2 separate regions of the Homo sapiens genome follow, and region 2 is linked to region 1. A link is an interaction called in ENCODE POLR2A ChIA-PET data of the cell type or tissue named here. Cell type or tissue: OCI-LY7. All regions are shown on one strand. Links, peaks and the distances in the headings refer to the core of each region. The heading gives the core; the rest is flanking DNA.

Region 1 (11,200 bases), core at 2,485-10,484:
GGTACAACTTGATCAGAGTGGAAGATGGTACAACTTGATCAGAGTGAAAGACTGGAGATTAGGTTGGAATTCTCCAGAAGGCCAGATTTTGGATAGAATGTTGTCATGACAATTTACCAAGGTCGGAGAAGATTGGGTTGGAGTGTTCCAAGAATGCTGGATTGGAATGTTGTGCTGGGAGGAGCTAACGGACTGGAATGTCCCATCAGAGCCGACAAAGACCTGAGAAGGGTGGTTTTCCAGCATTTCTTCTCAGAGCCAGCCCCGGGGTTTGGGAAAGGGGCTTTAGAGGTCACTGAGGGATATGAGGGACTGGAGGAAGTGATAAGCAGGCCAGGCAGGCTCCAGTCTCCCAGCGAAGCAAGGTAGGTCCAGTTTGCTCTGTCCTCCCTGTTTGGTCGCCATGTGAATTTGCCTTGAAGGAGAAGCAAGGGTTCTGGTGCTGAGTCAGCCAGTCCTTGCATTAGAGGGTGCCCCATCTTTGGGATATGTGGAAGCTCAGGAACCTGGTTCTGAGGAGGAGCCAAGCCTGGGGTTTGTTCCCAACTGGTGGTTCTCTGCCCTCTCTGCCCCCAGCTGCCTGTGTCAGGGAATCTGCTTGATGTGTACAGTAGTCAAGGCGTGGCCACACCAGCCATCACTGTCAGCAACTCCTGCCCAGCTGAGCTGCCCAACATCAAACGGGAGATCTCTGGTAGGTGATAGGGTCTTGGCCCCATGGCCCTACACTTTACCCCAGGTGAGCCCTGTGCCTACCAGGTCTAGAGATGGGCCTGATTCTGAGGGGAATGGTTTGGACATATGGAAATGGAGGCTGTTTGTCCCCTTTCCCCCTATGGCTTGTGGTCTTGCTTTCACCCCACTTCAGTTCCTCTCGTCTTGGATTTAACAACCAGCCTATCACCATGGCTTAAAATAGTAAAAAGAAGGCACTTTTTAAAAAAGGCATTTCCCCTGCTTTTGGCTACCAAACCCTACCTTAGTATCTGCATGTGTTTCTTGCCTTCCTGTGCTCAGAGGCCCTGATCACTCCACTCTTTTCCAGAGACCGAGGCAAAGGCCCTTTTGAAGGAACGGCAGAAGAAAGACAATCACAACCTAAGTAAGCCAGAGAGCGTGTGCATTGCCCGGGTGCTGTGCAGGCCTGCCTCACCCCGAGTCCTGGCCCCCCATGGGGAACTCCTTCCCTGCAACAGCCTCCCAACTCCCTACTTTCTGTCTCTTCCATTTTTGGCTAATTGACAACTCTTTCTCCCACTCTTTCTTCCTCTCCTCCCCTCTCCAAAGTTGAGCGTCGCAGGCGATTCAACATTAACGACAGGATCAAGGAACTGGGCACTCTCATCCCTAAGTCCAGTGACCCGTGAGTCTGGGCTGGGACCCTCAGGCCAGCGGGAGGTGGGGCAGGCGTCCCATGCTACTAAAATTGTGCCTTGGTGGGCTCACCAGGCAGTCTCGGCCCAGGCATTTCTCCTCTGTCTGGTTCTTTCTCAGCCTGAGCAGGGTTGCAGACCCTCACTATGTCAGCACCTAAAATTTTAGGCACATAATGTTATGGTCTGTGTGCCCCATCTGGTCCCCGTAGGATATATGCACCTACTTTTCTGTTCACTTAGTACTTCCTTTTTTTTTTTCTTTTTTTTGAGATGGAGTCTCACGCTGTCACCCAGGCTGGAGTGCAGTGGTGCAATGGTACTTCCTTTATTTATTCAAGATTTATTTATTGGCCGGGTGTGGTGGCTCATGCCTGTAATCCCAGCACTTTGGGAGGCCAAGGCGGGGTCGATCACCTAAGGTCAGGAGTTTCAGACTAGCCTGGCCAACATGATGAAACCCCGTCTCTACTAAAAAATACAAAAATTAGCCAGGTGCAGTGGCTCACACTTGTAATCCTGGCACTTTGGGAGGCCAAGGCAGGCGGATCACGAGGTCAGGAGGTGAAGGCCAACATGGTGAAACCCTGTCTCCACTAAAAATAAAAAAAATTTAGCTGGGCGTGGTGGCACGCACCTGTAATCCCCGCTACTCGGGATGCTGAGGCAGGAGAATCACTTGAACCCGGGAGGTGGAGGTTGCAGTGAGCCAATATGGTGCCACTGCACTCCAGCCTGGGTGACAGAGCAAGACTTTGTCTCAAAAACAAAAAAAAAAAAAGATGGCCGGGTGCAGTGGCTCACGCCTGTAATCCCAGCACTTTGGGAGGCCGAGGCGGGTGGATCACAAGGTCAGGAGATTGAGACCATTCTGGCCAACATGGTGAAACCCCATTTCTATTAAAAATATAAAAATTAGCGGGGCGTGGTGGTGGGCACCTGTAATCCCAGCACTTGGGGAGGCCGAGACGGGTGGATCACCTGAGGTCAGGAGTTTGAGACCAGCCTGGCCAACATGGTGAAACCCCATCTCTACAAAAAATACAAAAAAAATTAGCTGGGCGTGGTGGCGTAGGCCTGTCATCTCAGCTACTCAGAAGGCTGAGGCAGGAGAATCGCTTGAACCTGAGAAGTGGAGGTTGTAGTGAGCCAAGATTGTGCCACTGCTCTCCAGCCTGGGTGACAGAGCGAGACTCCATCCCCCACCGCCCCGCAAAAAAAAAGGAAAAGAGAAAGATTTATTTTTTGAACCTCTGGTTTGTGCCAGGTACCATATTAGGCCCTAAAGATACCAGAGGGAACAAAACAGACCTCATGAAACTGATGTTTTAGTGGGGGCAGACAAATAGTAAATAAGTAAACATCCATGAGATCCATTATGATGAGTGTTATGAGAAGAATAAAGACTGGAAGGAAAATGGGAGAATGTTGGGGAGGGTTAGTTTGGGATAAGGAAGGTGAGGACAGGGCAGGCCCCAACTGACAAGGAAACGTTTGAATAAAGAGCCTAAGGAGGCAAGGCGGGGAGCCGCATGGGTGTCTGGGGGTAAGAGTATTCAAGGCAGAGGGCACGGCTGGGATTGATGCCCTGAGATGGGAGTGGTTTTCCATATTCTAGGAGCACTGAGAGACCAATGTGGCTGTAGTGAGATCAATCGGAGGGACATAGGGAAGAGAGGAATCCTAAGGGGTCAGGTCAGAGACGGCTTCCAGGGTTTGGAGTGTGATGGGGCACCATTGTAAGATTCCAGGCGGGAAGTTTTCCTCTGGATACTCCATACCTTTGAAAGACCCCAGCCTCAAGTTCTAAGCATGTGGTGGGAGGCTCCCACCTGGTGCAATCCCCGCCTCAGCTCCTGAGAAACTCCTCATGTGGCATTTCCTGCTTGCCTCCCACTTGGGCCCCACAGGGAGATGCGCTGGAACAAGGGCACCATCCTGAAGGCCTCTGTGGATTATATCCGCAAGCTGCAGAAGGAGCAGCAGCGCTCCAAAGACCTGGAGAGCCGGCAGCGATCCCTGGAGCAGGCCAACCGCAGCCTGCAGCTCCGAATTCAGGTTTGAAAAGAGGAGATGGTGGTGGGGGAAGAGGGGGAGAGCTTCCTGCAGGTGGAGGCAGAGAGAGAGCAGGCCAGGGTTTCCCTTCCTGGCATACTTGGGGGATCCCTGGGCTTCCCAGATCACACGATGATGATAGTGATAATGATAAATAATAATCATAATATTAACAAGGATAATAATATTGCTAATGTACATAGCATTTATCTTGTGCTCTGTACTGTGACAAGAGCTTTATATCCACTAACTTATTCAATCCTCAGAATTCTATGAGATAGGGGCCATTATTTTATTTATTTATTTATTTATTTTTGAGATGGAGTTTCGCTCGTTGCCCAGGCTGGAGTGCAATGGCGCAATCTCGGCTCACCGCAACCTCCGCCTCCCGGGTTCAAGCAATTCTCCTGTCTCAGCCTCCTGAGTAGCTAGGATTATAGGCATGCACCACCACACCCAGCTAATTTTTGTATTTTTAGTAGAGATGGGGTTTCTCCATGTTGGTCAAGCTGGTCTCGAACTCCTGACCTCAGGTGATCCACCTGCCTCGGCCTCCCAAAGTGATTACAGGCGTGAGCCACCGCGCCCAGCCTAGGGGCCATTATTATATACCCACTTTACAGTTTGCGACTCTGAAGCTTCAGAGATGTTAAGCACCTTGCCTAAAGTTTTGGAACTAGTGAGTAGCAGAAGCTGAATTCCAACCCAGGGAACCTACCCTTTTCAACCTTTATACTCCTCTGCCTCTGAGGGACTCTGAACCCTACTTATCCTGCACCCAACCCCTATTTTTTACAGGAACTAGAACTGCAGGCCCAGATCCATGGCCTGCCAGTACCTCCCACTCCAGGGCTGCTTTCCTTGGCCACGACTTCGGCTTCTGACAGCCTCAAGCCAGAGCAGCTGGACATTGAGGAGGAGGGCAGGCCAGGCGCAGCAACGTTCCATGTAGGGGGGGGACCTGCCCAGAATGCTCCCCATCAGCAGCCCCCTGCACCGCCCTCAGATGCCCTTCTGGACCTGCACTTTCCCAGCGACCACCTGGGGGACCTGGGAGACCCCTTCCACCTGGGGCTGGAGGACATTCTGATGGAGGAGGAGGAGGGGGTGGTGGGAGGACTGTCGGGGGGTGCCCTGTCCCCACTGCGGGCTGCCTCCGATCCCCTGCTCTCTTCAGTGTCCCCTGCTGTCTCCAAGGCCAGCAGCCGCCGCAGCAGCTTCAGCATGGAAGAGGAGTCCTGATCAGGCCTCACCCCTCCCCTGGGACTTTCCCACCCAGGAAAGGAGGACCAGTCAGGATGAGGCCCCGCCTTTTCCCCCACCCTCCCATGAGACTGCCCTGCCCAGGTATCCTGGGGGAAGAGGAGATGTGATCAGGCCCCACCCCTGTAATCAGGCAAGGAGGAGGAGTCAGATGAGGCCCTGCACCTTCCCCAAAGGAACCGCCCAGTGCAGGTATTTCAGAAGGAGAAGGCTGGAGAAGGACATGAGATCAGGGCCTGCCCCCTGGGGATCACAGCCTCACCCCTGCCCCTGTGGGACTCATCCTTGCCCAGGTGAGGGAAGGAGACAGGATGAGGTCTCGACCCTGTCCCCTAGGGACTGTCCTAGCCAGGTCTCCTGGGAAAGGGAGATGTCAGGATGTTGCTCCATCCTTTGTCTTGGAACCACCAGTCTAGTCCGTCCTGGCACAGAAGAGGAGTCAAGTAATGGAGGTCCCAGCCCTGGGGGTTTAAGCTCTGCCCCTTCCCCATGAACCCTGCCCTGCTCTGCCCAGGCAAGGAACAGAAGTGAGGATGAGACCCAGCCCCTTCCCCTGGGAACTCTCCTGGCCTTCTAGGAATGGAGGAGCCAGGCCCCACCCCTTCCCTATAGGAACAGCCCAGCACAGGTATTTCAGGTGTGAAAGAATCAGTAGGACCAGGCCACCGCTAGTGCTTGTGGAGATCACAGCCCCACCCTTGTCCCTCAGCAACATCCCATCTAAGCATTCCACACTGCAGGGAGGAGTGGTACTTAAGCTCCCCTGCCTTAACCTGGGACCAACCTGACCTAACCTAGGAGGGCTCTGAGCCAACCTTGCTCTTGGGGAAGGGGACAGATTATGAAATTTCATGGATGAATTTTCCAGACCTATATCTGGAGTGAGAGGCCCCCACCCTTGGGCAGAGTCCTGCCTTCTTCCTTGAGGGGCAGTTTGGGAAGGTGATGGGTATTAGTGGGGGACTGAGTTCAGGTTACCAGAACCAGTACCTCAGTATTCTTTTTCAACATGTAGGGCAAGAGGATGAAGGAAGGGGCTATCCTGGGACCTCCCCAGCCCAGGAAAAACTGGAAGCCTTCCCCCAGCAAGGCAGAAGCTTGGAGGAGGGTTGTAAAAGCATATTGTACCCCCTCATTTGTTTATCTGATTTTTTTATTGCTCCGCATACTGAGAATCTAGGCCACCCCAACCTCTGTTCCCCACCCAGTTCTTCATTTGGAGGAATCACCCCATTTCAGAGTTATCAAGAGACACTCCCCCCTCCATTCCCACCCCTCATACCTACACCCAAGGTTGTCAGCTTTGGATTGCTGGGGCCAGGCCCCATGGAGGGTATACTGAGGGGTCTATAGGTTTGTGATTAAAATAATAAAAGCTAGGCGTGTTTGATGCGCTTTTAACTTTGGCAAAGAGTCTCCTGTCCTTGTTTTACACTGTGCAGTGAACATAGCCCATGCAGGCCAAGAGGGATAAAAGTCCTTGGGAGAAACAGATTCCAGAAGGATGGATAAAAGAATTTAGAAAGGAAGAGGGCATGGAGGAAGACAATATGCAAACAAAAGACAGTATTTTTAAAGACCAATCACCAGGCACAATTTTAACTGCTGCAAGTGTTTCATCTAATTTATTTCTCTAAAGGGATGTTAGTCAGAACATGCTGCTTCTTACTTCCATTTGGTCTTTGAAGAAGCTGAGGAATAGAATTGAACTGTTCTGAAGATATGCAAGCCTGTAAATGGGTGAGGCGGTAAAACAGTAAAGTCAGGTGAGTGAGGGCTCGATTGAAAAATGCCACTGAGGGCAGAGGGGGAAAGAAGCTTTTCTTGCAAATCCACTTTTGAAACTGATAAAGAAGTCTATGAGGATATTTCCTGGCAGACAACAGAGGTATTTAAGATGGTGGAAAGGACAAAGACAAATATCTGAAAGGCAGAGGAACAAGCAACCAACTGAATTTTGGAACAGATGTTGAGATTTTGGGAGAATTTAAATGAACACAAGTATCTTCTTGAAGGCTGGGAAAAAGTATTTTCCCGCAATTTCTCAACCAGACACTGACTCCTAGAACAAGCATCAGGCCTGGTCCCTCCATTTCCCCCACCAGACTGTGACCTCTGAGGGCTGGAACTGGGCTTGGTCACCGTGACTACCCTAGACTGTGACCACCATACTTGTTATCTCTTTTTTTTTTTTTTGAGACAATCTCGCCCTGTCACCCAGGCTGGAGTGCAGTGGCATGATCTCGGCTCACTGCAACCTCTGCCTCCCAGGTTCAGGTAATTATCTTGTCTCAACCTCTCTAGTTGCGATTACAGGCATCTGCCACCACACCCAGCTAATTTTTTGTGTTTTTAGTAGAGACGGGGTTTCACCATGATGGCCAGGCTGGTTTCGAACTCCTGACCTCAAGTGATCTGCCTGCCTCGGCCTCCCAAAGTGCTGGGATTAGAGGTGTAAGCCACCACACCCGACCCTTGCTAGCTCTTTCTAACCTATCACACTGCTACCCCTCCAAGCCTGGTTGCTGAATCTCTGTAACCAGACTGATGGCTCCCTAATAACCTTTATTTTTTCTCCTCAACTTTGCTGTACTCTCTCTCTTTTTTTTTTTTTTTTTTTTTTGAAACGGAGTCTCACTCTATTGCCCAGACTGGAGTGCAGTGGCATGATCTCTGCTAACTGCAACCTCTGCCTCCCAGGTTCAAGCGATTCACGTGCCTCAGCCTCCCAAGTACCTGGGATTACAGACGCGCAACCACGCCCAGCTAATTTTTGTATTTTTAGTAGAGACAGGGTCTCACCATGTTGCCCAGGCTAGTCTCAAACTCCTGGCCTCAAGTGATATACCTGCCGTGGCCTCCCAAAGTGGGATTACAGGCATAAACCACCATACCTGGCCCTATACTCTCTTATTTTATTTTATTTTATTTTATTTTATTTATTTATTTATTTATTTTGAAACAGGGTTTCCCTCTGTCACCCAGGCTGGGGTGCAATGGCGCGATCTCAGCTCACTGCAACCTCCGCCTCCCGGGTTCAAGCGATTCTCCTGCCTCAGCCTCCTGAGTACCTGGGATTACAGGCATGTGCCACCACACCTGGCAAATTTTAGGTACTTTTCTTTTTTTTTATATGGAGTCTCGCTCTTTTGCCCAAGCTGGAGTGCAGTGGCACGGTCTCGGCTCACTGCAACCTCCACCTCCCAGGCTCAAGCAATTCTCCTGCCTCAGCCTCCCGAGTAGCTGGGATTACAGGCACCTGTCACCGCGCCTGGCTAATTTTTGTATTTTTATTAGAGACAGGATTTCACCATGTTGGTCAGGCTGGTCTCAAACTCCTGACCTCGTGATCGCCCACTTCGGCCTCCCAGAGTGCTGGAATTACAGGGGTGAGCTACTGTGCCCGGCCTTTTTTTTTTTTTTTTAAAGACAGAGTCTCGCTCTGTCGTCCAGGCTGGAGTGCAATGGTGCGATCTCGGCTCACTGCAACCTCTGCCTCCCAGGTTCAAGTGATTCTCCTGCCTCAGCCTTGCGAGTAGCTGGGATTACAGACATGTGCCACTACTGCTCAGCTAATTTTTGTATTTTTAGTAGAGATGGGGTTTCACCATGTTGGCCAGGCTGGTCTTGAACTCCTGACTTCAAATGATCCGCCTGCCTTGGCCTCCCAAATTGCTGGGATTACAGACATGAGCCACGGCCCCTGGCCCAATCTTTTGTACTTTTAGCAGAGACCAAGGTTTCACCATGTTGGTCAGGCTGGTCTCGCATTCGTGACCTCAGATGATTCGCCCGCCTCGGCCTCCCAAATTGTTGGGATTACAGGCATGAGCCACCGTGCCTGGCCTCTTCTTTATTTTTTAAACGTAACATGTAATGCCCAGAGGTTTTTTTTTGGGGGGGGAAGGGGGTACAGGGTCTCACTGTCACCCAGACTGGAGTGCAGTGGCATGATCTTGGCTCACCACAACTTCCAACTCCCAGGTTCAAGCGATTCTCCTGCCTCAGCCTCCCGAGTAGCTGGGATTACAGACACATGCCACTACTGCCCGGCTAATTTTTGTATTTTTAGTAGAGATGGGTTTTCACCATGTTGGCCAGGCTGGTTTTGAACTCCTGATCTCAAATGATCCAACTGCCTCGGCCTCCCAAAGTGCTGGGATTACAGGTGTGAGCCACTGCACCTGGCCTCCCAGAGGTGTGTTTTTTTGTTTTTGTTTTTGTTTTTGTTTGAGGCGAAGTCTCACTCTGTCGCCCAGGCTGGAGTGCAATGGTGGGATCTTGGCTCATTGCAACCTCCGGCTCCTGGGTTCAAGCCATTCTCCTGCCCTAGCCTCCCAAGTAGCTGGGACTACAGGCGCACACCACCACGCCCGGCTAATTTTTTTGTATTTTTAGTAGAGATGGGGTTTCACCACGTTAGCCAGGATGGTCTTGATCTCCTGACCTCGTGATCCACCCGCCTCAGCCTCCCAAAGTGCTGGGATTACAGGCGTGAGCCACCGTACCTGGCCTCCCAGAGGTTTTTTAACAGTTTTTCTGAAATAATTTTAGATTTACAGAAGAGTTGCATCACCATTAGTGAGCTTTCATACCTGTCACCCACCTCCCCCTAATGTTAACATTCTACGTAACCATGGCACATTTATCAGTGCTAAGAAAATAACATTGGGCCGGGCGTGGCGGCTCACGCCTGTAATCCCAGCACTTTGGCAGGCTGAGGCAGGCGGATCACAAGGTCAGGAGATCGAAACCGTCCTGGCTAACACGGTGAAACCCCGTCTCTACTAAAAATATAAAAAATTAGCTGGGTGTGGTGGCGAGCACCTGTAGTCCCAGCTACTCGGGAGGCTAAGGCAGGAGAATGGCATGAACCCAGGAGGCTGGCAGTGAGCCGAGATTGCGCCACTGCACTCCAGCCTGGGCGATAGAGCGAGACTCCATCTCAAAAAAAATAAAAAATAAAAAAAAAAATAAGATTGGTAGAGTACTATTAACTCAACTTCAGACTTTATTTGGATTTCACTGGCTTTTCCACTAACGTCTTTTCTGTGCTAGGATCCAAGTAAGTATGCCGTACTACTTATTCCTGTGAAACAAATGACCACAATCTTAGTGGCTCCAAACAATACACATAAATTATCTCTCAGGTTTTGCAAGTCAGGAATCCAGGCTGGGTTCAGCTGGGTCCTCAGCTTCAGCCTCTCTCACTAAGGCACAATCGAGGAAGGAGTTGGGCAGGATTGAGGACTTCTCTGAACGTGCGACCGGGGAAGGATCTGCTCTGTGCTCCCATATTTGTTGGCAGGATCCGGTTCTCTGCAGCCTGTTGGACAGAGGGCCCCAGTTCCTTGCTGGCTGTTAGCCAGAGGTGCCCACCATCCACACCATGTGTGCCTTTCCATGCAGTGGCTCACAGCATGGTAGTTTGCTTCATCCAAGCCAGCGAGAGAAAGAGTTGGCTAGCAAAACAGAGGTCACATCTCTTGTGATCTAATTATGGAAGTGATATCCCCTCAAGGTTGAGGCATTCTGTTACTTGCAAAGAAGTTACTAAAGGGGAGGGGATTACACAAGACCAAGAATATAGCAGGCAGGGAGCACTGGTTGAGGGCATCTCAGAAGGCACCTACCATAGATACTATGTTGTACTAAGTGGTCCTATCTTCTTGGTTTTTGCAGACGGTTTCTCAGTCTGTCTACTGAGAAGTCCTACAAATCATGCTATCCCAGAAACAATGAGCACATCTAGTGGCCAGATCTTGGTTTCTTTTTTGTTGTTGTTGTTGAGACAGAGTTTCACCCTTGTCACCCAGGCTGGAGTGCAATGGCGCAATCTTGGCTCACTGCAACCTCCGCCTCCTGGGTTCAAGCGATTCTCCTGCCTCAGCCTCCTGAGTAGCTGGGACTACAGGCGCTGCCCACCACGCCTGACTACTTTTTGTATTTTTAGTAGAGACAGGGTTTCGCCGTGTTGGCCAGGCTGGTCTTGAACTCCTGACCTCAGGTGATCTGCCCATCTTGGCCTCGCAAAGTGCTGGGATTACAGGTCTGAGCCACCGCGCCTGGCCTGGACCTTGGTTTCTAAATGCCATTCTCCAATAAAAGAAACCAGTGCTCCTGGAAAAATGGCTGATTTTCAGTCTGGGGTGGAGAGAAATACAAGATGAGCCTGGAGCATCCTGTAGTGACAGAAAGTAAGGAAATGCCTAAAACCAATGATGGAGGCTAGGCATGGTGGCTCACACCTGTAATCCCAGCACTTTGGGAGGCCAAGACGCATGGATCACCTGGGGTCAGGAGTTTCAGACCAGCCTGGCCAACATGGTGAAACCCCGTCTCTACTAAAAATACAAAAAATTAGCCGGGTGTGGTGGGGGGCACCTGTAATCCCAGCTACTCAGGAGGCTGAGGCAGGAGAATTGCTTGAACCTGGGAGGCAGAGGTTGCAGTGAGCCGAGATCATGCCATTGCACTCCAGCCTGGGCAACAAGAGCAAAACTCCATCT
Region 2 (12,535 bases), core at 2,296-10,295, 73 kb before region 1:
TTGTCCCTCTGCTTCACGCCGTCACTCCCAGCTGTTGCTATGATTCCTGTTTGCCTGTAGGGGTAGCTGTTCATTTATTTCCACTGCCATACAGCATTCCATGGTGTGCATGTGCAGCCTGGGTGTCCATATTCTCCTGTAACGGCCCTTTGGGCTGTTTCTGGTTCTTGCTGTTTGGAGTAACACTGCAGTGTTCACTCCCGCACATGTCTCCTGGTTCACATAGGCACGCAGACTCTCAGAGGGGAATCTGAGGGCGTAGGATTTGCATGTCTCTAACTTCTTCAGGTGATGCCAGACTATTTCCACAAGTGAATGCTAGCTCAGTCCCCAGGCCTCCCCAGGCCTCAGTTTCCCCATGTATTAGATAGGCCATTTGGGGACTTGAAGCTCTCAGATACAGGAACAGCAGTTTGGAGGAGCTGAGCAGGTCTGGGGTGTGACTGACATTCCCAGGTACCTGAAGGAGGAACTGCACATCTCCAGGTGGGACCTGCAGTCCTTCCTGGAAACTTCCATGGCTCCCCACACATGCAAGTTCAAAGCCTCTCTCCTGAACCTAGGTTCAGAGCCCCTTCTGCAGTGGTAGTTCCAACCTCCCTCCCATGTCCCCACTCACAGCTAAGCTTCGGGCCTGGAGCACCTCCAACCTGCTGATCAGGGCAAGTCCCAATGTGGCCTTCAAGGCCATTGCACATGTTCATTGTGACACTGTTCGCTGAGCAGTCACTGTGTGCTAGGCGTATCTGCAGCATCTGGACAGACGACACTAAATGGGTATTGAAGGATTGAATGAGGGATCAATAATGATATCCAGTTTGATTCAGTGGTTCCAGAGGTTTTTCTAAGTGCTTTCCATTTATTAACTCATCTCACATTCACAAATGACCCCATAAAGTAAGCACTATTGTTATCCCCATTGTACTGACAGGGAAGCTGAGGTCCAGAGGAGCTTGGGTGCCTTGCTCGAGGTCACACAGCTTGTGAGTGGTGGTTGGAGCTGAGGAAACGTGAGAAATTGTTGTTCCCAAGCTGTGAGGTGCCACATGGGGGCCAAGATAAAATTATTCTTTTTCTTTTTAGAGATAGGGTCTCACCATCATTCAGGTTGTAGTACAGTGGCGCAATCATGGCTCACTGCCACCTCCAACTCCTGGGCTTAAGGGATCCTCCCACCTCAGCCTCCTGAGTAGCTGGGTCTACAGGCCAGTGCCACCATGGTGGGCTAATTTTTAAAAGTTTTTATTTTCCATAGAGATTGGGCTTTGCCATTTTGCCCAGGCTGGTCTTGAACTCGTGGGCTGAAGCAATCCGGCTCCGTCAACCTCCCAAAGCCCTGGGATTACAGGCGTGAGCCACTGTGCCTGGCCTGTTCTCCATTTTTTTACTTCTTTCTCTGCGTCCAGATTGATCCCCTTGAACACTAATTTAGGGGACACTAAAAATCTGCTACATTTGCTGGTTATTTTCTAAATTAACATTTAAAAGTTGCGTATTTCCTTATCAAGGTATGAGAATGATTTAAAAAAAAAAAAAAAAAAAAAAACAAGGTCTGGCTCTATTGCCCAGGCTGGAGTGCAGTGGCGTGATCTCGGCTCACTGCAGCCTCCGCCTCCCAGGCTCAAGCCATCCTCTTCCTCCCACCTCAGCCTCCCGAGTAGCTGGGACCACAGGCATGTTCCACCGTACCTGGCTAATTTTTATATTTCTTGTAGAGATGAAATTTTGCTGTGTTGCTCAGGCTAGTCTCGAACCTCTGAACTCAAGGGATCTGCCCACGTCAGTCTCCCAAAGTGTTGGCCCGATTTTTGTTATTTTAGTACATAATGGAATGAGTTTTCCCATTATGGACTATAGTGATTTACTAATCATTTTAATATCACGTTTCATATCATTCATATTTTTTATTACTGTTGATTGGCATCAGTAATTTGGAGCTAGTATGTATGTCTGTCTGTATGTATGTATTTATTTATTTAGAGACAGTCTCACTCTGTTGCCAAGGCTGGAGTGCCATGGTGCAATCTCGGCCCATTACAACTTCTGCCTCCTGGGTTTCAAGTGATTCTTGTGCCTTAGCCTCTGGAGCAGCTGAGATTACAAGCATGGGCCACCATGCCCAGCTAATTTTTGTATTCTTAGTAGAGACAGGATTTCACCATGTTGGCCAGGCTGGTCTCAAACTCCTTACCTCAAGTAATCCACCTGCCTGGGCCTCCCAAAGTGCTGGAATTACAGGTGTGAGCCACTGCGCCTGGCCTTTGTTTTTTGTTTTTGTTTTTTTTTTGAGACAGATTCTTGCTCTGTTGCCCAGGTTGGAGTGCAGTGGCGTGATCTCGGCTCACTGAGGCCTCCACCTCCTGGGTTCAAGCAATTCTCTCACCTCAGCCTCCCAAGTAGCTGGGATTACAGGCCCATGCCACCACACCCAACTAATATTTGTATTTATTTTTTTAATAAGACGTGGTCTCACTCTGTCACCCAGATTGAAGTGCAGTGGCACAATCTCAGCTCACTGCAACTTCTGCCTCCCAGGCACAAGTGATCCTCCCACCTCAGCCTCCCCAGTAGCTGGGACCACAGGCACACACACCACCACGACAGACTAATTTTTTGTATTTTTAGTATAGATGGGGTTTCACCATGTTGGCCAGGCTGGTCTTGAACTCCTGGCTTCGGGTGATCCACACACCTCCCAAAGTGCTGGGATTACAGGCGTGAGCCACCACGTCCGGCCAGAGCTAGTTTGTTTTTTGTTTGTTTGTTGTTTTGGTTTTTGTTTGTTTGTTTTTGAGACAGAGTCTTGCTCTGTTGCCCAGGCTGGAGTGCAGTGGCACGATCTCAGCTCACTGCAACCTCTGCCTCCCAGGTTAAAGTGATTCTCCTGCCTCAGCCTCCCGAGTAGCTGGGATTACAGGCACCCGCCACCACACCTAGCTAATTTTTGTATTTTTAGTAGAGACGGAGTTTCACCATGTTGGCCAGGCTGGTCTCGAACTCCTGACCTCAGGTGATCAGCCCACCTCAGCCTCCCAAAGTGCTGGGATTACAGGCGTGAGCCACTGTGCCCAGCCGAGCTTGTTTGTTTTTTATGTGTCTCCATCAACTCTTGCTTTTCTGCACTGGATGCCAGTATTTGGTGAGGTAATACCTCAGAGATAATTTGCTCTCCTGGGCCTTCAAATAGACTTAAAAACAGCAGCTTTAATCCAGCTTTTCTGTTTGCTTGTCTGCACAGCTGGAAGCAGAAGTAATTTACTACACAGTAAACACCAGGAACGCCCAAGAACTGGGATAGACCCCATCACCTTCGTCTCCAACCTCCAGGGGCACCAGATGAATCACCTCCTGTTTATATCTTTTTTTTTTTTTTTGAGACAGGGTTCTTGCTTTGTCACCCAGGCTGGAGTGCACTGGCATGATCACAGTGCACTGCAACCTTGAACTTCCAGGCTTAAGCAATCCTCCCTCCTCAGCCCCTCAAGTAGCTGGGACTACAGGCACACACCACCATACCCGGATAATTTTTAAAATTTTTTTATAAAGACAGGGTCTTACTGTGTTGCTTAGGTGGGTCTCAAACTCCTGAGTGCAAGGGATCCTCCCATCTCAGCCTCCCAAAGTGCTTGCATTACAGGTGTGAGCCACTATGCCTGGCTTCCTGTTTATATCTTCTGTATTTTGCTTCTTTTTGGGAAGGCATTCCCTGCAAGATCCTGGTTGCCACACCTCAGGCCCTGAGTAGGTAATAAGACACAGGGCTGTCTTCCACACCCTGGCCCCACTGATTGAGTCCTACACATAGGGAAGGTCCAGCTGCTGTCCTTTAAAACCAAACTGAGGCCAAGATGGCAAAATTTACGTTGCTATATCCTCTTCCTCCCCTCACCGTACTATCCTCATGGCCCTCCGTACCCGACTGCGGGGTGCTTCCTGGGACAGGCCTGACATAAGGAAGTGTCATTTCCCAACCCTCAGATCCAGTACGCCCTTTTAGTAAGAAACATTTCGGCCGGGCGCGGTGGCTCATGCCTGTAATCTCAGCACTTTGGGAGGCCAAGGTGGGTGGATCAACTGAGGTCGGGAGTTCGAGACCAGCCTGACCAACATGGAGAAACCCTGTCTCTACTAAAAATACAAAATTAGCTGGGCGTGGTGGCACATGCCTGTAATCCCAGCTACTAGGGAGGCTGAGGCAGGAGAATCACTTGAACCTGGGAGGCAGAGGTTGCAGTGAGCCAAGATCGTGCCATTGCACTCCAGCCTGGGCAACAAGAGCGAAACTCCGTCTCAGAAAAAAAAAAAAAAAAGAAAAGGCCTCCTTTTACCATCCTGAAATGACATTCACATTCATGTACATTACAAGTCTTGCTGGTGTGGGACAGCCCCCCAGCACCAGACCTCTGCCCATTCAGTGCCAAAGCACCCTCAAGGAGGAATTCCCAAAACACACCCCGAGGGCAGGCAGGAACAGGACCCTTGTCTGTCTGGTTCAGCGCGGAATCCCCACCACCTAATACAAGACCCTGAATGCACTAAGTAAATAATTGCAGTCTGGATAACTATGCTGTGATTTACTGCCCTCTTCCTACAAAGCTTCCCTGTCCTCTGTTCACTGCCCCTGCGTGGGGAGCCAGAGAAGAAAAACGACTCAGGGTGCACAGGGGCCAGCTCCCTTGCACAGAGAGTTCTACACAGTTCACTGATGCTGTGGGCAAATGGATGCTTCAGGGGCCCTCTGTCCTGCCGGGGGCGGAATGAGGACAGGGTGAGCACAGAAAGGAGAGACATCTGTAGAGTCAGTGACGCATGGTCAGAACACAGAGTCCAGAGTGCACAGCCTGACCCTGGCCCTGGCTCTGCTCAGCTGTGTGCCTTCTGGTAACCCCTACAGGGCCTTAGGTCTCTCATCCAGAACGCAACGATGATAATAGTAGTTAAGGTTGTTGTGAAGACGCAGTGAAATTATTCACGTAATCAGGAGAGGTTGGCACGTGTTAAAATTATCCATTACTGGGTAATTTGGATCAACGAACTATCATTCCTGACGCCTAGATTCCCCCCGTCCCTCAAGCGCCTCCTCACCCTCCTCCCTCAGACTTCCAGGCTCCACCACCACTGGTGGATGGTCAAGAACCCAGAACAGGCGACCGACCTCTCTTTTTCTTTCCCCTGCTGCACAGCCCATCTCAGAGCTCCCTTCTGTGAGGCTCAGCCAGAGGCCTGCAGGGTTGGGACAGGCTCCTGGAGCCCTCCCCACCAACGAGAGGCCCCGGCCTACTCCCCTCACCTGCACAGGAAAACCCTGGCCCAGTCAGGGAACCAGAAATCTCCTCCCAGTCCTTACCTTGCCCTCACCCTCAGCCACCACCAACTACCCCTGGACGGGCGCCCCCTACATCCCTGCACCTCGGTCTGTGTGACCCCAGGAGTGCCCACTCCCCAATGTGTGTGCCCCTGTGGGTGTCCAAAGCCCTGTCTGTGTGACCCTAGGGGTGTCCACTCCCCAGCGTGTCCGACCCTCGGACCCCAGAGCCCGCAGCCCACAGCCTGGAATGGCCTGCCGCGCGCGGGGCAGGGACGCGCGCACGAAAGCGTCCACATGGAGCCACAACACTGGGCAGGGGCAGCCAACCCGGGCACACCTTTTTGTGTGGGGTAAGGAAAGAGCCCCTCCCCCGCGCGGGGCCCGGCATGCTCGTGCCCATCCCGTCCTGTTGGCACTCCCAGACCCGAGCGGCCCTCGGCCTCTCTCCCGCCCACCGCGTTGCCCTCTCCCCCGAAGGCTTAGTCTTGACCCAACCCTCCCGCCGCGGAACAAGCAACTGGCTTAAGGCCGGGGCGCGGTGGGCTCTGATTGGTCGATGACGATTGACGGTGATGATCTGATTGGTCGATGGTTGATTGGCGCTTCTCGGTAGCTGCCCGGGCGCGCCTCCGCCCCTGCGCTCCGGGCTCCCATTCGTCGCCGCTCTGGGGCATGCGCAGTGGGTGCCATTCAGTGCCTGGGCTCCGGGAAAGTCGTGCTTTTACGGTTCCGGGTACTGGCTCCCACACCACTGCCTCGTGTGGGGTTGTTCGCCCGTGAAGGGGCAGGACAGGGTGCGCGCTGGTGGAGGTTAGTGAGGTCACACACCGGGCCGTGGCGCCTGGTGCGCTGGGCGCTTCCACCTCAACCTTCGTAGCAAACCCAGCGGGGTTCTGTGCCTGCGCACCGTGGTTCCTGCGTTCATTTACTGTCCCGTTTCTCACTCCGGAAAGTGTGGCTTTGAGTTTGATCTGCAGGAGTAGGACGGGCACAGCGGGTGTCTGGTCTTCCTCGCACCATAAATCGCAGAGCGAGCCCTCTGTGGTCTCTGGATACAGTATACCAAAGTTAGATTAACTGTACTCCTTCTCACAAGCCGGTCCAACGTTTGCAGCAGTGAAAAAGCCCTAAGTGTCAGGGCCTTTGGCGAAGCCTGTGTAAGGGAATAAACACTTTCCCCAGTTTTCCAGGCGCAAACTGATGGTTTTGGAGCATTAAGGTCTGGTCGGATGGGGCAGGATGGCTGCGTTGACACGTCTTATTTAATCCACATCATAGGTAAGGTGACCACTTATCTTTTTACAGGTTGAAATTGTTACATTTTGGCCGGGCGCGGTGGCTCACGCCTGTAATCCCAGCACTTTGGGAGGCCGAGGCAGGTGGATCACGAGGTCAGGAGATCGAGACCATCCTGGCTAACACAGTGAAACCCCGTCTCTACTAAAAAAATACAAAAAATCAGCCGGGCGTGGTGACGGGCGCCTGTAGTCCCAGCTACTCAGGAGGCTGAGGCAGGAGGATGGCGTGAACCCGGGAGGCGGAGCTTGCAGTGAGCCGAGATCGCGCCAGTGCACTCCAGCCTGGGCGACAGAGCGAAACTACGTCTCAAAAAAAAAAAAAAAGAAAGAAAAGAAATTGTTACATTTTATATATATGTAAGTTGAAATGGAAGTATATATTGCAAGCATTATAAACGTATGCACCAATATGTATAAATCCATGATTTACAGGGATATAGATGCAGATGGAGCCGTGGGCCCAGTTCATTGCCCTGGGGTGAGTCACATGCTGAAGGGACAGGGGACTGTTGATCTTTTAACTGGGTGCCCAAAATGTTAGGAAGCCTGAGCCCTGAGGCCCCAGCTTTCACTAAGTGGGAAAAAATTCCCTTAATTAGCTTAGAAACTCCAATAGCGTAGTGCTGCCTCCACTGCTGAAAACAGCCAACCTTGATATCAGGTCTGGTCCCAAGAAACAACGTTGATATCAGGTCTGGTCCCAAGAAACAACGTTGATATCAGGTCTGGTCCCAAGAAACACTGTGTGTTTTTTTTTGTTTTTTTTTGTTTTTTTTTTTTTGAGACATAGTCTCGCTCTGTCGCCCAGGCTAGAGTGCAGTGGCGCGATCTCGACTCACTGCAAGCTCCACCTTCCGGGTTCACGCCATTCTCCTGCCTCAGCCTCCTGAGTAGCTGGGACTACAGGCGCCCGCCACCACGCCCGGTTAATTTTTTGTATTTTTAGTAGAGACAGGGTTTCACCGTGTTAGCCAGGATGGTCTCGATCTCCTGACCTCGTGATCCGCCTGCCTCAGCCTCCCAAAGTGCTGGGATTACAGGCATAAGCCACTACGCCCGCCCCAGAAACATTGTTCTTTCCTTTTCTCTTAGATTGTTATTTTATCCCTCTTTTCTCAGGAATGAGGAAAAAGGTTGCTATTTTAACTGTGAGTGTGTGGGAACTGGAGTACTGGGTAGCACTCTTCAAAGGTTCAGTTGAAGTCCGGGCAATTAGTCACCTCTGGATTTTTTTTTTTTGAAATGGAGTCTCACTCTGTTGCCATGCAGGAGTGCAGTGGTGTGATCTCGGCTCACTGCAACCTCTGCCTCCCGGGTTCAAGCGATTCTCCTGCCTCAGCTTCCCGAGTAGCTGGGACTACAGGCACGCACCACCACGCCCAGCTAATTTTTGTATTTTTAGTAGGGATGGGGTTTCACCATGTTGGCCAGGATGGTCTCAAACACCTGACCTCAGGTAATCCACCCACCTGGGCCTCCCAAAGTGCTGCGATTACTGGCATGAGCCACTGTGCCAGGCCCCTCCTCTGGATGTTTCTGAGAGTGGCTGGCTTTGTAACATGTATACTTCACTTTTGTATAATACTTTGTATATACTTCCGTTTCATATAATACTTTGTATATACTTCAGTTTCGCCACTCAGATGCCATAGGAAGTGAGGGGTGCATTGTTTTTGTTTGGGATTTTGTTCTAAAGATTACAGTATAACCAAACATACAATAAGCTATATTAACTCATTTTTTGGTGGGGGGGTAGAGACAGGGTATTTCTTTGTCACCCAGGCTGGAGTATAATGGTGAAGTCATGGCTCACTGCAGTCTGGACAGCCTGTGCTCAAGCCATCCTCCCACCTCAGCCCCCCAAGTAGCTTGGAGTACAGGTGCGCCACGCTACACCTGGCTAATTTTTTACTTTTTGTAGAGATGAGGTCTCACAATGTTGCCCTGCTGGTCTCAAATTTCTGCGTTCAGGCAATCCTCCTGCCTCAGACTCCCAAAGTGCTGGAATTACAGGCATGAGCCACTGCACCCAGCCTTTATTACCTTTTTTTTTTCTTTTTTTTTTTAAGATAGGTTCTCCTTCTGTTGTCCAGGCTGGAGTTTAGTGGCACGGTCTTGACTCACTGCAACCTCCGCCTCCCAGGTTCAAGCAATTCCCGCACCTTAGCCTCCCGAGTAGATGGGATTTACAGGTGCTCGCCACCACTCCTGGCTAATTTTTGTATTTTTAGTAGAGACCAGGTTTTGCCATGTTGGTCAGGCTGGTCTCAAACTCCTGACCTCAAGTGATCCGCCCACCTCAGCCTCCCAAAGTGCTGGGATTACAGGCATGAGCCTCCATGCCCTGCAGTATTATCTTTTTTAAAGAGAGAGTACTTGAGGCCAGGAGTTTGAGACCAGTCTGGGCAATGTGAGACACCGTCTCTACAAAAATTACAAAAAATTAGCCCAGTTTGGTGGTACACACTTGTGGTCCCAGCTACTCAGGAGGCTGATGTGGGAGGATCACTTAAGCCTTGCAATTAGAGGCCGCAGTGAGCCATGATCACACCACGGCACTCCAGCCTGGGCAACAGAGACCTCATCTCAAAAAATAAATAAATAGGCCGGGCACAGTGGCTCGTGCCTGTAATCCCAGCACTTTGGGAGGCCAAGGCAGGTGGATCACCTGAGGTCAGGAGTTCAAGACCGGCCTGACCAACATGGTGAAACCCCATCTCTACTAAAAATACAAAAAATAAGCCAGGTGTGGTGGCTAACGCCTGTAATCCCAACTACTCTGGAGGCCGAGACAGGAGAATCGCTTGAACCTGGGAGGCAGAGGTTGCAGTGAGCCGAGATTGCGCCATTGTACTCCAGCCTGGGCAACAGGAGCAAAATTCCATCTCAAAAAAAAAAATAATAATAATAATAATACAAAAATTAGCTGGGGGAGGCCAGGCGCGGTGGCTCATGCCTGTAATCCCAGCACTTTGGGAGGCCGAGGCGGGCAGATCACCTGAGGTCAGGAGTTCAAGACCATCCTAACCAACATTGTGAAACCCCATCTCTACTAAAAATACAAAAAATGAGCTGGGCATGGTGGCACGTGCCTGTAGTCCCAGCTACTCGGGAGGCTGAGACAGGAGAATCGCTTAAAACCAGGAGGTGAAGGCTACAGTGAGCCCAGATCACGCCACCACACTCCAGCCTGGCGACAGAGCGAGACTCTGTCTCAAAAAAAAAAAAAAACAATTAGCTGGGGCTAGTGGTGGGCGCCTGGGCGACAAAAGTGAAACTCCATCTCAAATAAATAACAGAAACACACCCTTTCTTATCTGTTGTGCATACTTAACTAAAAGAAACACACCCAAAAGTATTTACAAATAAAGAAGATGGGGGAGGAAAAGAAAATCTTTAGCTTATTAATAAAAGAATGGGTCTATTTGAAAAGTACAAATGCTAAAAAAAAAAAGTGCTTCAATGTATATAGCTTGCCTTTTAAGTCTGTAGCCATTTAAATTATAAGAATTTCATCATTTGCTGGCCAGGCGCAGTAACTCACACCTGTAATCCCAGCACATTGGGAGACCGAGGTGGGCGGATCACGAGGTCAAGAGATGGAGACCATCCTGGCCAACATGGTGGAACCCCATCTCTTATTAGCCGAGCATGGTGGTGTGCACCTGTAGTCCCAGCTACTTGAGAGGCTGAGGCAGGAGAATCGCTTGAACCCAGGAAGCGGAGGTTGTAGTGAGCCGATATTGTGCCACTGCACTCCAGCCTGGCGACAGAGCGAAACTCAGTCTCAAAAAATAAAAATAAAAAATGTCATCACTTGCCAAGCCTGGTGGCTCATGCCTGTAATCCCAGCACTTTGTGAGGCTGAGGCAGGAGGATTACTTGAGTCCAAAAGATTGAAGCTGCAGTGAGCTGTGATTGGGCCACTGCCCTCTAGCCTGGGCAACAGAGCAAGACCCTATTCAACAATAACAAAAAAAGGAATTAGGTGATGGGAAATGCCTACCATTTGAATCTATAAAGATAAGCAAGGCAGGGTGCAGTGGCTCACGCCTATAATGCCAACATTTTGGGAGGCTGAGACAGGAGGATCGCTTGAGCTCCAGAGTTCAAGACCAGCCTGGGCAACATAGTGAGATCTAGTCTCTACAAAAATAAACAAATTTAGCTGGGTGTGGTGGTGCGTGCCTGTAGTCTCAGCTACATGGGAGGCTGAGGTGGGAGGATTGAGTGAGCTCAGGAGGTTGAGACTGCAATGAGCCATGATTACGCCACTGCACTGCGGCCTAGGTGACAGCAAAACCTGTCTCAAAAAAGAGAGAGAGAGAGATAAGCAAGAGTTACTCATGATGCTTGGACTTGGGGGAAGATGCCAACTCTGGCACATGTCAGTTACTACATAAAAAGTCAAGTGCAATGTCAAATCCAGAGCATCAAGAGGAAAAAAAGTTCAGTTCCCAAGAGAACATGGATAGCTTAATAATGTAAAACTTGGCCGGGCAGGGTGGCTCATGCCTGTAATCCCAGCACTTTGGGAGGCCGAGGTGGGTGGATCACAAGGTCAGGAATTCAAGACCAGCCTGGCCAACTTATTGAAACCCTATCTCTACTAAAAAAAAAAATACAAAAACAATAGCCAGGCTTGGCAGCTGGCGCCTGTAATTCTAGCTACTCAGGAGGCTGAGGCAGAGAATTGCTTGAACCCGGGAGGCGGAGGTTGCAGTGAGCCCAGATCACGCCATTGCACTCTAGCCTGGGTGACAGCGAGATGCCGCCTCAAAAAAAAAAAAAAAAAAAAAAAAGGCCGGGCACGGTGGCTCACACCTGTAATCCCAGCACTTTTGGAGGCCAAGGTGGGCGGATCATGAGGTCAGGAGATCGAGACCATCCTGGCTAACATGGTGAAACCCCGTCTCTACTAAAAATACAAAAAATTAGCTGGGCGTGGTGGCGGGCGCCTGTAGTCCCAGCTACTCGGGAGGCTGAGGCAGGAGAATGGCGTGAACCTGGGAGGAAGAAGTTGCAGTGAGCCGAGATCGTGCCACTGCACTCCAGCCTGGACAACAGAGCAAGACTCCATCTCAAAAAAAAAAAATTAGCCGGATGTAGTGGTGTGAACCTATAGTCTCAGCTACTCAGGAGGCTCGCCCGCCTTGGCCTCCCAAAGTTCTGGGATTACAGGTGTGAGCCACCGTGCCCAGCCTGTATTTTCTGTAGAGATGGAATTTTGCCATGTTGCTCAGGCCAGTCTCGAACTCCTGGGCTCAAGCAATCCTCCCACCTTGTCCTCCCAAAGTGCTGGGATTACAGGTGTGAGGCACCATGCCCAGCCGCAACAGTAATTTTCACAAATTACTGAAGTCAAGTAGCCAATTTTGATTCATGAAAGTGATATCACTGTAATTCTTCTAAACTTTCACTGAAATGCATGCTCCCTTTGCAGAGGGAAAGCTGGGTTAAGAGATGTCCAGGATGGTCGGGCTCGGTGGCTCATGCCTATAATCCCAGCACTTTGGGAGGCCAAGGCAGGCAGATCACCTGAGGTCGGGAGTTTGAGACCAGCCTGACCAACATGGAGAAACTCCATCTCTACTAAAAATACAAAATTAGCCAGGCGTGGTGGTGCATGCCTGTAATCCCAGCTACTAGGGAGGCTGGGGCCAAGCTGGTCTTGCACACCTGACCTCAGGCGATCTGCCTGCCTCCACCTCCCAAAGTGCTGGGATTGCAGGCTTGAGCCACCGTGCCCAGCCCTATGAATTATTTCAAATGCGTTAGATCCACCTAATCAAAATTCTGTCATTCAACATATAATTTTGAGTGCCAACTATGTCTCAAGGTCAGTGTTCAGCCCTACAGTAAACAACATGGACAGAGCTGCTGCCTTCACAGAACCTCCATCTAAGGAGCAGGTGAATATACCACCAGG

What was found. ChIA-PET counts read pairs that join two places held together with the same protein. Peaks named below come from ENCODE experiments on the same cell type or tissue, not always from the same donor. Only the 100,000 strongest peaks of a DNase experiment are listed, where the experiment ranks them.
Region 2: POLR2A ChIA-PET joins it to region 1 with 10 read pairs; 5 of 35 experiments call an interaction of 5 or more read pairs at or near these places.

The regions. Positions count from the first base shown.
Region 1 is chrX:49,023,628-49,034,827 of GRCh38, reverse strand. TFE3 (transcription factor binding to IGHM enhancer 3) reads left to right here. Exons shown (of 10, transcript NM_006521.6): 6 at 577-694; 7 at 1,046-1,102; 8 at 1,288-1,363; 9 at 3,284-3,431; 10 at 4,227-6,102. The coding sequence ends at 4,670. Among named protein-coding and RNA genes, the nearest start is that of TFE3, 14 kb to the left of the region's middle. In OCI-LY7, for the core only: no CTCF peak of the experiment used is centred there; no DNase peak of the experiment used is centred there.
Region 2 is chrX:49,094,633-49,107,167 of GRCh38, reverse strand. It overlaps a transcript of WDR45 not described here. Among named protein-coding and RNA genes, the nearest start is that of WDR45, 21 kb to the right of the region's middle. RefSeq lists an enhancer at 6,545-6,624. In OCI-LY7, for the core only: CTCF peaks have their summits at 5,228 and 5,429; a DNase peak (open chromatin) is centred at 5,897; H3K4me3 peaks cover 2,264 bases; H3K27ac peaks cover 2,026 bases.